Regions from separate parts of the Homo sapiens genome. Here region 1 is linked to region 2. The links are chromatin contacts, found by Hi-C in ENCODE. All regions are on one chromosome and are shown on one strand. The core of a region is the stretch at or near the end of the contact, and the rest is flanking DNA. Distances in the headings are between cores, read along the strand shown.

Evidence for each region. Hi-C counts contacts between places; a loop is a spot of excess contacts on that map. Pooled maps may share reads with other maps.
Region 1: a loop to region 2 is called in a pooled map of heart left ventricle, with 2.2 times the contacts of the local background. The contact joins the promoter of ASB12 here to the promoter of ZC4H2 in region 2. A Hi-C loop is called at or near these places in 1 of 50 pooled maps.

The regions. Positions count from the first base shown.
Region 1 is chrX:64,227,929-64,234,244 of GRCh38, reverse strand. It overlaps ASB12 (ankyrin repeat and SOCS box containing 12), which reads left to right and starts at 3,638. Exons shown (of 3, transcript NM_130388.4): 1 at 3,638-3,782. The region is part of intron 2 of LOC112268307; the gene reads right to left.
Region 2 is chrX:64,973,893-64,980,531 of GRCh38, reverse strand. ZC4H2 (zinc finger C4H2-type containing) reads left to right here and starts at 4,082. Exons shown (of 5, transcript NM_018684.4): 1 at 4,082-4,207. The coding sequence starts at 4,155. RefSeq lists an enhancer at 4,019-4,562.

The DNA of each region.
Region 1 (6,316 bases), core at 2,389-4,888, 750 kb after region 2:
CAGAAAACTATGAAGAGAATTTCATAAGCTTGATAAAGGGCATCTTTGAAACATGTACAATTAACATCATACCTAATTGTGAACGACTGAATGCTAATTCTCTAAGACTGGGAAAAGGCACACATGTCCACTCTCACAACTCTTATTCAACATAGTCTTGGATGTTCTGGCTATTGTATTAAGGCAAATAAAACAAATAAGGCATACAGATTGGAAAAGGAAAAATAAAATTGCCCTCATTTGCAGATGGCATGAATGGCTATGTAGAAAATCCCAATAAACTTACCAAAAAACAAAAACAAAAGTAAACAATCAACAACTACAAAATCTTTCCTGTGACTAAGGAGTTCAGTTAGGATACAAGATCAACACACACACAAAAAAACGCATTTCTTTTTTTAAAATTTAATTTAATTTTACTTTAAGTTCCAGGATACATGTGCAGAACATGCAGGTTTGTTACATGTGCCATGATGGTTTGCTGCACCTATCAACCCATTATCTAGGTTTGAAACCCCACAAGCATTAGATATTTGTCCTCATTCTCTCCCTCCCCTTGCCCCCTACCTCCCAGCAGGCCCCAGTGTGTGTTGTCCCCCTCCCCGTGTCCATATGTTCTCACTGTTCAACTCCCACTTATGAGTGAGAATCTGCAATGTTTGGTTTTCTGCTCCTGTGTTAGTTTGCTGAGGATTTGGCTTCGAGCTTCATCCATGTCCCTGCAAAGGACATGATCTCACTCTTTTTTATGGCTGCATAGTATTCCATGGTGTATATGTACCACATTTTATTTATCCAGTCTATCATTGATGGGCATCTGTGTTGGTTCCATGTCTTTTCTATTGCAAATAGTGCTGCAATAAACATACATGTGCATGTGAACCAATTGCATTTCTAAGAAGAAACAAACATATGGAACAAGAAGAACCAAATATATGGAAACCCAAATCAAAATCCAATGTCATTTGCACCACAGAAATTGAAATATTTAGGTATATTCTTAACAAAATATACAATCCATATGCTGAAAAATCAGAAATGCTGATAAAAGAAATCAAAGAAGACCTAAATAAATGTAAAAACATATCATGTGCATACACTGGAAGACTCAGTATAACAAAGCACTCTGATATATATAACCAAACTGATATATAGATTTAACACAATTTCTATCAAAATCTCAAAGAGGTTTTTTGTAGGCATAGACAAGCTGGTTCTAAAATTTATATAAAGAGGTGCAGATACTAAAATAGCTAAAACAATCTTGAAATGAAATAGTAAAGCTAAAGGAGTCAATCTACTCTACTATAAAACGACAATGATAAAGACCTGTACACAGATGTTCATAGCAGCTTTATTCATAGTAGACAGATAGTAAATAGAACCCACATGTCCTTCAATCGGTCAATAATTAAACAAATTATGCTACATACCTACTATAAATCACATTTAGCAATAAAAATAAACAAACTTGATACATACAGCAACTTGAATTAATTTCAAGGACATGCTGAGTGAAAAACCTAATTCCAAATGTTTATATCATGTATGGTTTCATTCATATAATTTTGAAATTATAGATATGAAGAACAGATTAGAGGTTTCCAGGGGTTAGGTACCAAGGTGGGAAGAATGGAAAGGAAGTAGGAAGGAAGTAGATATGGCTATAAAAGGCAATGTGAAATATCCTAATTGGGATAGAACTATTCTGTATATTGTCTAAGGTGGTATACACAAGCTACATGTAATAAAATTGTATAGAATTAAATGTACGCACACAGACACAAAAAAGTACAAGTAAACCTGGGGAGATTTAAATAAGATAAGTGGATTGTATCAATGCCAATGTCATACTTGAGATATTGTACTATAGTATTGCAGGATGTTAGCATTGGGAGAAACTCAGTAAAGTGTACTTGGAATCTGTATTAATTCCACAACCACATGTGAATTACAATTATCTCAACAAAAACTTACATTAAAAAATCCTGCAAATCTTTTTTTCAAGAATAACACCTTACTCTGTCATCTTTAGCATCATAATAGCTTATTTGTTGACTGCTAATTGGGCTTGCATGAGGCCTCAGACAAAGTCCCCTGGCTCAAGCTAAGCTGAAACTGGTATGCTTTTTGATGTTTCTGATCTTCAGAGTCACTGATCACACTAGGACATTCCCACATTTTCCAGAGGAGTTATCTGGTCTTCTGTGAGCTCCCTGGCACTATCAATGTGCAAGCAGATTGCTTGACCACTTCATGAGTGAGGTAGACAAGACTGGGGAGGGAACTAAATAGATAACAGATTGAAAGAAATAGTTGAAGGAGCTGGGGCTGTTTTCCCTGAAACAAGGTGACATGGAGGATATAATATCTGGGTTCAGATCCCTAGAGGGCTGTTTTGGGGCAGAAAAAGTGAGAGCTGAGTTTTTGACAAAGTTTCCAGTGCTGGACACATTAAAGTAATGGTGATGCTTTAGGGTGAGGATAGTGGGAGGTTGTGGGCATTTTCTTCAGGCTGAGCCTGGTGGGTCAGTGGACTGGGAAGGTCTTTATAAATGACCAAGGCCTTCTTAAGCTTTAGAAAAGCTGAGTGAGAACACATTCTGTTATGGAGGCTTCTCCTTCCTACCTTCCTCCTCACTCTGAGCAGTGAAGGAAGGGGAGGGGCAACGAGTTGGAGGATATGCAGAGAGGCTCAGTTCAGAAGAGAAAAAAGAAGAGATTCCTCAGGGATATAGAACTAGAAATACCATTTGACCCAGCAATCCCATTACTGGGTATATACCCAAAGGATTATAAATCATGCAGCTGTAAAGACACATGCACACGTATGTTTACTGCAGCACTGTTCACAATAGCAAAGACTTGGAACCAAGCCAAATGTCCAACAATGATAGACTGGATTAAGAAAATGTGGCACATATACACCATGGAATACTACGCAGCCATAAAAAATGATGAGTTCATGTCCTTTGTAGGGACATGGATGAAGCTGGAAACCATCATTCTCAGCAAACTATCGCAAGGACAAAAAACCAAACACTGCATGTTCTCACTCATAGGTGGGAATTGAACAATGAGAACACATGGACACAGGAAGGGGAACATCACACACCGGGGCCTGTTGTGGGGTGGGGGGAGGTGGGAGGGATAGCATTTGGAGATATACCTAATGTTAAATGACGAGTTACTGGGTGCAGCATACCAACATGGCACATGTATACATATGTAACTAACCTGCACGTTGTGCACATGTACCCTAAAACTTAAAGTATAATTAGAAAAAAAAAAAAGAGAAAAAAAAAGTGTGCTAGGCTGAGGCTGGACCTTCTCAGTGCCCCCTGGTGGAGGTGTGGGAACAACCGCAGCTCAGGGGCCTCACCCTGTCTCCCATTTGAGTGGCAGGGAGGGATATAGGAGGATAGGCTGGGAGCAGGAACCCTAGCCTCACCAGGCACCTGTCTATCTGTCAGTCAGTCCTTCCAGGACTTCCCCATGGGAGAGCCCCTCCTCTTACTGAAATCGCTCCCAGAATGGCACTGGTAAGATAACACGGCCTGGGAAGAGGGGGTGGAGGGTAGCCTAAAATTAGCCCCTTGGACCAAGACTAGGGACTGACTCCTAGTCTTTCAACGGCATTGTTAACAGTGGGAAACGAGAGCCCCAGCTGCTCCAGGTTGGGGCCGTGGGGGCTCCCTAAGGAGGGGACACCAGGGCCCCAATGTTTCACAGAGGGGCGGGGGGCAGCGACCCTGGGCAGCATGGCCTCAGGCTGAAGCCCGGTGAGTACCTGGAGCCTAGGACCGGTTTGAGAAGAGTGACCACTGCGGGCCCACAGACCTGTGATCACCCACTTCCCGTTGTAGGCTGTTTCCGCTGGGTCTGGGACGTGGTGGGAGTTGGGGGAGGCGCTTGGAAGGTCGTTAGGGCAACCCACCAGGAGGAGGGAGGAGGGATATAATGCCAGCTCCCTGCCTTGTGTGTCCCAAGAGGATATGTCTGCCTAGGACCTCGGGTCTAAACAGACCTGCTTCTTGAGAGCAATTGTGATTATACACTACAGGAAGTGTGGAGATTTGTCTTTGTGTCCCTGTGTGGTGTTGGCTAGTCTGTGTGTGTGGGTGCCTTAGAGTGGGTTTAAGGGCATAAGGGCAGAACTCGTAAGGGTGAGAGAAGGAAGATGAGGCTTAAAAACGTTCTGCTAATGCCTGAAGGAATGCTCTAGGATGCACGGAAACCAACCACTTTCCTGTGGGAGTACTTAACCTGGATTGACAGACACCAAGAGGGCCTTAGATAGAATTCAAGGGGTCCAGAAACTTGGATGAATAGACAATTACCTTTTTTCCCCCTAACCTCTAACTAAAATGTACTATTTCCTTCAAGGATGAATGCAGGTATCAAATGGCAGTAGCATAACCAGTTCATGTAATTTGGTTACCAGAAGAAACCACAGATATTTCATATCATATTACAGTTGTGGCAGAGATCTTGAAATGTCATTTATTACCACTTAGAAATTATTACTAGACCTTTTTATTTAATGTGTTACTAAAGAACATCTCTTACTATATCATGCATTTAAAAATATTTTGACAGTCACATTTTAATATAATTGGTTTCCTTTAATTTTATGTGTTTTATGTAGCAAAAACCATTCTGAAAGGTGTTTACAGACTTTGCTAGTTTGTCACAGGAACCAATATCACAAAAAAAAAGGTTTAAAACTCCTACATCTTTAGGATCAGGAAGGAGCTACGTGCACATAACAGGCACATAGTAACTCTTTGATTAATAAACTACAGCAAAGTGAGGTAAGACAACAGGCTAGCTGGATTTCCTTGTCCTTATCTAATGGAGGCACGATTCACTCCAGTGCCACAGCCAGCTGGAGAGCATGGCTTGGTCTCCCTCTGGAGGCTCATTATATGAGCTCTGCTGTGGGCTCTTGGTATGAACCTTAGCAAGAACTTCAGCACTTCCCTCTGCCACTCCCTGCCAATTATCTGCCCAGATCCCAGTCGCCAAAATAAAATATTAAGGAGGGAATTCCTACCAGTTATCAGAATAAATTATTTGTAAAGGAACCTTCCATTACCGAAGACCCTGGAATTCAGCATGACACTCAAAAGCTGAAGATCCTGGGAGCTGCAATGTGACTGCTGGAGTCAAGGGAGGGGGGTATGTGTTTGTGTTTCATCTTGTAATAGAAAGAACAGGAGGAGGAGTAGAGAAACCTGGATTCTATTTCTGACTCTGCTTTTGCCTTGATGTAAGGTATATGGAAAACCCCTTACCCTCTCTGGACTCAGTTTCCTCCATCCAAAAAATGGGGATAATATTACCTATTTTGTTACATGAAATTGCTTTGAAAAGCACAGGATTATAAGTGTGTTCTGAGTTCTTGTTAATGAGACAACTAACAATAACAACCATGTGACCTTACCAAAGTCCCTGCTCTGCTCTGAACCTTGGTTTCCCCATCTGTAAATTGAAAAAATTAAATTAAATGATCTACAAGGTCCCTTGCAGCTCTGAGGTTCTAGAACATTAAGTAGGGAGCAATAGCCTTAGAAAATGGAGACATAAGTAACAATCATCATCATAGTAAAAATAGTTACTGAGAACTACTTTCAGGCACTATTCTAAGCACTTACTATGTACTAACTCATTTAATCCTAAGAACCCTCCAAGGCAGATACTATTGTTATTTTGTCTTTACAGATGAAGAAATGGGCACAGAGAGATTAAGTGACCTGCCCCAGGTCACACAGCTACTAAATGCTAGAGCTGGGGTAGAAGCAGAACTCCCATGTTTTGCCACTACCACATAAGGCCTCTTTATCTGCACTAGGGCAAACAAAGACCCATATAGAAGTTACAATACAGTGTGATGACTGCTATAGTGCTATAACACAGACTCTGCAGGAATTAACTTGGCAGAAGGAGTTGCATGTGGCAGAAAGAAACATGGTGTATATGGAGAGCCATCACTTTTTGTCTCTTGTCACTGGACCTCAGGATATAAGTCAAGGAGTAGTAGGAAGTGAGGCTGGAGAGATTGGCCAAGATTTATTCATGAAGGACCTCTGAGCTGGGCTAAAGTATTTGGGCTGTAGCTGGAAAGAAAGGGGAGCCATTAAGGTATTTAAAACAGAGGATTGGTAGAGATCAGATATGTATTTTTAAATTACCACTTTAGCAACAATGTGGAGAAAATATTGAAAAGAGAAACTACCTATGAGACCACTATAACTGCTGAGGCAAAAGGCAGTGGGGGCCTAGATGAAGCATAGTCAATGAGAATGGTCCCTGA
Region 2 (6,639 bases), core at 2,833-5,332:
AATATTTGTTGGCTGTTTGCATGAATTAATCCTCGATACCTCCTGCTGTTTCCCTCCCTTCCTCTCTCATCCTGCCTAGTTTTGTTCAGGAAGCTTTTCCCTGACTCCTTGCCCACTTCTCAGGACTAAATTGGTTCTCCCCTTATGTGTGTGTGTCTTGCTCACAGAACCTAGACTTATTTCAAGCCCTGATTGCTAGGTATAACTATATATGTATGCATGATCTTTGTAATAGCTGGTCTCTCTCACTAAATGGTAAGCTTGGTAAGGGCAGGGCCCATGTCTGTCGTATCTGCTATGAAATCTTCACTGAAACCTCGATGGTTCCTGACATATCATAGGTGCACAATAAACATTTTTGGGCTGAAAACTTTTGGCTCACTTTTCTCTTAGAAATGCTGATTAAGAAATATAATGAGAAATTTAATAAGTAATTTGCACTACTTTTTGAAAGGCAATTTGGAACCAAGACTGTTGTTGCATCTCTGCCTCCTTTTAGTTTAGTTCACTGTTGAAGTACAAAGAAATATCTGTGAATTCAATATTCTGGCCTCCATTTTTAAAGTCTTGATCTATTCCCTGAAAGTATAATCGAGACTGACTGGCTTCCCTTTTGCTAATTTCTTGCATTTTAATGGTATTAACCCCAACATACCCTGCCTTATTGCCTTAGCAATAAGAATAATGTTGGCCCTGATAAAACTAAGATTTTTTTTTATTTCTAACCCCTCAAATCAATCAGTTCTTCTAATAAAATCATGCATTAGAACTCACTGCTAGCCCATATCTTAAATATTGTTTCAGCCATTGCAAACTTCTGATCAATTGAGAGCTACTGAACACTTACTATGGAAAAGCCACCACCTTGGCTTGCAGATACTGTTTTAAGTGCTGCTTCAGAAGAAGGGGCAGAAGGCTATAGTTTCCTTCTCTTCCCCACTGTTTCTCTACAACATTTTCCTTCCTCTCACTGCTAGCCTGGATTCTTAAAATTCAGCAAGGAACAGGTGAGACATCTGTTCTCAAGGAGGTCAAGGAGCCAAAAGCAAACCAGCAGAAGCTAAGAGGCACATTACTCTTTCTGTATTTGGACATTTTAATTGTTACAAATAGCACAAACCTTCTTCCAAGCTCCAGGTTTTCCCATGGCCTCTTCTCTTAGATTAACTGCTATCTCCCTTAAATGTCCATAGTTGGAAGCATGGGACATGCTTGGCCCTCTGCAGACACCCTATATTGGAGTGCACCTTCTGGCTGAAAAGTAACAGAGGCATTCAGGCCCCATGGTAGCAGCAGCAGCTTGATACAGGCCGCATGGGGCCATAGGAAGAGCACAGGCCCTTGAGTCAGGAGTCTTGGTTCTGTTTCAGCCAAGTAGGGTGATGTCAGACAAGTCCTTTGCCTCTCTTGGTCTCAGTTTCCTCATCTGTAAACTAGGATTTCGGTGAGGCTTGAAAGACAAGATAGTTCCCAAATTATTACCAAATCAGACTCTAAACCCATTAACATATTTAATTGAAACAGATACATACCCACATCCAGACTTTTACCAGATGTGTGAACATAGTCAGTGGTAAGGATTCTTAAGGTGAAGGGGACAATGGAAAAAGAGAGAGACATTAAATTTAAAATCTCAAAGGCTGTTCATAAATTGCTTCCCACACATCCCATACAAACCCTCCGCTTCTCCCCAAGCCAGCATTAATGCATTATAAACCACTTTATGTTTGACATAGATACATACACTCGGGACCCCATTGTAGTTTTGGTTGCTATATATATATATTTTTTTTTTCCAGACACACTCTCTTCATTAATCTGCAAGTAACTTGGTCCAAACTGGGCACAGGCTCTAGCTTTATAACTTATTGTGTGGACATGGCAAAACAACTTTCCCTATCTGAGTCAGTTTTCTTCCTTCTAAAAGGGGATGAATCTACTTGCCCCCTTCATAGTGGTTGTGAGGATGAAATGATAGATTGTACATATCAGACTCAGCACAGTAGCCAGTACATGTCAGGCACTTAACGCAGGCTTGTTGCTTACCTCCTCCCCTTACGGGACAGAGCTGGGGCCAGTTCTTGGCTCTGGATCCACAGGCTTTGTGACTAACCAACTCAATGTTCTTTAAATACCAACTAGTGGCTGTACAAGATAGCAACCTTCAAGACAATAGGAAAATGTAGACACCAGGGAGAATTTTATGGTTAAGAAAGTTATTACATCTTGGATCCAAAGAAGAGAAGGGCTTTAATTTCTTCCCTGGAGAATGCTTAAAATCACTGTGGACATCCAGAATGACATGAGATTCATGTTCCACAAACTTCTCAAGCTCCTACAAAATACCAAGCCCTGTATTCAGCATGATCATGGGAATGATCTCATAGAGGCCTCCCAACAAGCCTCTGAGGTGGGCTCACTAGGTACATTTTTCAGATGAGGAAACTGAAGCTCAATAAAAGAAAGCACAAACTCAGAGAGAGTTCTGACTCACTTTTAGTTGGGAGTGAGTCACCATCTTCCTTTTGCCCAACGTCCAGCTCTCTAGGCCTGTTTGTGCACGCTGAGTAACTGCCTCTTACCTGGTCTCATGTCCTCTAATCATTCTCCACTTTGCTTCCAGAGTCCCTCTCTAAAATATTCCTCCATCCTTATCACTACCGTGCTTTGAAACATAAAATAATTAAACATTACTTGGTGCAGAATAAGCACTTAAAAAATGTTTATTAGGGCCAGGCGCAGTGGCTCATGCCTGTAATCCCAGCACTTTTGGGAGGCTGAGGCGGGTGGATTGCTTGAGCTCAGGAGTTCAAGACCAGTCTGGCCAACATGATGAAACTCCATCTCTACTAAGAAATACAAAAATTAGCCGGGCATGGTGGGTGGGCGCCTGTAATCCCAGTTACTCGGGAGGCTGAGGCAGTAGAATTGCTTGAACCCAGGAGAAGGAGGTTGCAGTGGGCCGAGATCTGTGCCATTACACGCCAGCTTGGGCGACAGAGTGAGACTGTCTCATAAATAAATAAATTAATTAATTTAAAAGTTTATTAGATAAATGTCTGCCTACAGGATTAAGTCCAAACCCTTTAGTCTGACATTTAACGTATTTCATAGTCTGGTTCCTACCTGCCTTTTCTAAATACTACATCTCCCATTTCTTTTTTCCACCTCTACACCTCATATAAGAAACCTATATTTCAGGCACTCTGAACCACTCATCCTTTCCTTTCTCTCTCTATTGTATCCTCACCTGGAGAGCCCATTCTCCTCTATGGTCTGACAAATTCTTAGTCACTCTTGAGACCTATTTACATCTTCTCTGCACAGGTTACACCTTATCTATTCCTGTATTTTGACACCACACTGTACTGTAATTAATAGGTAAATTTTCAGCCTCTTCTGTTCCTCAAAGGCAAGGATTTGCTTTTATTTATCTGCCTTGCCCGGTGACTCCTACAGTACTTCTTCCATTGACTGGCAAAGTCCGAGCTTAAGTAATTGTTTGTTGAATGGGTAAGTAGCTGGAAGTACTTACCCACTCTCCTTTCCCCCAGCTTTTGCAGCATCTCCCTCCTCCCATCCTCCTCTTCCCCACCCCCGCCCCACCCTAAATTGAATGCCAAAGTTACTGGTCCCCAGGCAGCAGCTAGCACATTCAACGTCTCCAAAGCTACTTTCCCTGCAGGGTTTCTTTCCATCCCCAAGGCGTAATTAGCGACTACCGCTAATCTTTTGCGGGTGGGTAGGTGCGAGGGCCCCCGAAGGGAGCGAATGGGTATGTCTCTCATCTCTCCAATTGCCTTCAGGAATATTTTTTTCTCCATTTTCCCACACACGGGCCAGACGAATATCCCCATTCCTTTGCACTCTTCACAACCTTTGACATAATTATCTATAACAAATTGATTTAAAGTGCGGCTGCAGGAAGGGAAACAGGCATGTCTCGCTTGGCCTTCTGGGAGTTGTAGTCCTACAGGCCCCCGGGCTTCCTGGCTGGCCCTGAAGCTCCGGACTACAGCTCCCAGGCCTCTCCAAGCCCCTACCGCACAGGCTCATAGCCCCAAGCCCGGAGGAGGTGGCTACATTGTGTCTATTGTATCCCTTGGCTGGTGTATTTGTACATCTCTCGGGACGTGAAATTGACAGTGAAAAGTATGGCAGATGAGCAAGAAATCATGTGCAAATTGGAAAGCATTAAAGAGATCAGGTAAGTGGCACGTTGTCCCCCTCCCCGCCCCTCTCCAACCCTTCGTTGCGGGAGAGGGCTAATTATCTATTGTTGGGCTGTTTGTCTAGAGGAGCTGGAAAGGGGCCCATTCACCACAGACTTGCCGGAGAGGTGAGGATGGGAGGGGCGCTGAGGAGAGTTGAGAGAGAGAGAGACCTCTTGCCAGATGTGGCTGAGAAAGCAAAGATGAAGAAACACGGGTTTGGTACCAAGACAGTTTTATTCTTCTCGAGGTGGAGGTCAGGGCTCTGCATTCATGGACACGTTTTTTAAAAGTACTTGTGTGCCCCAAGGTGTCTTTGGCTCCTTGCTCTTTAGGAGTCGGGATTTTTTTCCAGTCTCTTGTTCAACTTCAGAACCTGGAGTTCGGGAAAGGCTTTTGAGAGCCAAGTCTAGCGCATCGGGGCTGGTGGCTGCTGCCAGGGGCTGCCAACTGGGGGTTGCAGAGGAATCTCAGCGGGCGGAGCTGGGAGAATGGCGCGCGCTCGTTTTCCTTTCACTCACTCGCCACTTTCTTCCTTCCTATCCCGCGCTTGGGAGGGGGATGGGAGCAATGGGGACTGGGGACGCGGTCGCTGCGCTGATGGTGGGATCGCGACAGCTGCTCTGAGGAGCTGGAGGTGACAGGCGGGCTGGCAAAGTGGGAGTTGCCGAAGTGGAGTCCGCTACACGGTTGCTCCTGGAGCAGCTTTTGGCAAAGCGATGATATTGTCCTTGCTCAGAACACAATAGCGCCAGGCGGGCTGTGTGGGCTGGCACAAGGTCTTTCTTCACCTCGCCTTCTCAGCGTGAGCCCCTGCTTTGGCTTTTGCTCTCACTCTGAGAGTGGCCTGGGTCAAGCTCTCTCCCTGGAGTGTTTTCTGAGAACCCAAGGTGGAAGATGTCAAGTGTGTTTCTTTAAGAAATAAGACTTTGATCATGAGATTTAACCCTTAGAGTGCTGGATGAGACCTACACATGGTGATTAGTGGTGGTAGGTAAAGCACCTTGGTTTCTTCTTCTTCTTGAGGGGTTGCATCTCTCTTTCTACAGGAGAGGTAAAGGAAGGGAACTATCATTTATTGAGTCCCTTCCCGCCCCTGTGTGCCAGGCCCTTTGACCTACTTTTGCTCATTCAGCAAGAGTCCTGTGAGCTTCCTACTCCTCCTTTACAGCTGGGGAAATAGAGGCCCAGAGAATTTGAGTGATTTTCCCACAGCCACGCAGCTTGAAATTGCCACATTTTGTTGGTCTGCCTGCAAAGGTATTCCTTTTCCCACTATGTCCCAGGTAAAGTCTGGAAAGGAGAAGGGAATATGTTGCAATTTTTTTTTTTTTTTTTTTTTTTTTTGGCAAAAGCATCAGAAGCTAGCTAGAAAGTGAGACACCTTAGTACAGTAGAATGCCAGCTGTCATAACGATGCAGCTAGTCAGAAGCTTAGGCTTGCAAATGGAGAGCCTAGACTTCCACTCTCACCAAGCTTCAAAGGAACCACCACCCCATGCCCAGAGAAGGACCAGTTGTGAGCAAGGACTTTAATCCCCAGTGAAAATAGACCTCTCCCAGTGAAGACCATATGGAGAACCATGACTTCTACCCTTACCAGTGGTAACTAGGAGTTTCTACCTCAACCAGCTAGGATGGAATCAGCATAGGCCCAGAGAGAAGGCCAAACTTTCACCTCTAAACAGCAGTAACAAACAGCCCTTCTCCAAACTGGATGTCAAGAGACAGTGGAGAAACTGGACTTCTACTGTCCCTCTTCCATCCAAGAGAGTGGTAGAGGACTGCTAAAACAAAAGATTTAAATAAGATCCAGAGTATCCAACTTTTAATCAAAAATCACTTTCCATACTAAGATATCCACTTGAATGAGAAGAGAAAATAAACAGATGCCAATACTGAGATAACACCCATGTTAGAATTATCTGATAAGGATCTTAAAGCACCTGTCCTAAAAACATTTCAGTGAGCAGTTACAATACACTTGAAACAAATGATAATGTAGAAAATCTCAGAAAATGAATAGAAAGTCTCAACAAAGAAATATAAAACATAAAGAAGAACAAAGTGACATTTTTAGAACTGAAAAATACAGTAACATAAAAACCCCAAAAAACTCAATGGATAGGTTCAACAGTAAGGTGGAGAAGAGAGAGGGAAAAAATAGCTTACAAATATAAAACAATAGAAATCACTGTGGCACTATAACAAAAGCTTTAACATTTATGCCAACAAATTCCCAGGAGAAAGAGGGCAGGATTGGAAAAGTATTGGGAAAAATAATGACTAAAATCTTCCCAAATTGTGCAAAAGACATAAACATTTAGATTCAAGAAGAGGAGCAAACACCAACATAATTGACACAAAGAAACACACTCCAAAACACATTGTAATCAACCTTCTGAAAATGAAAGAAAAAGGAAACTTC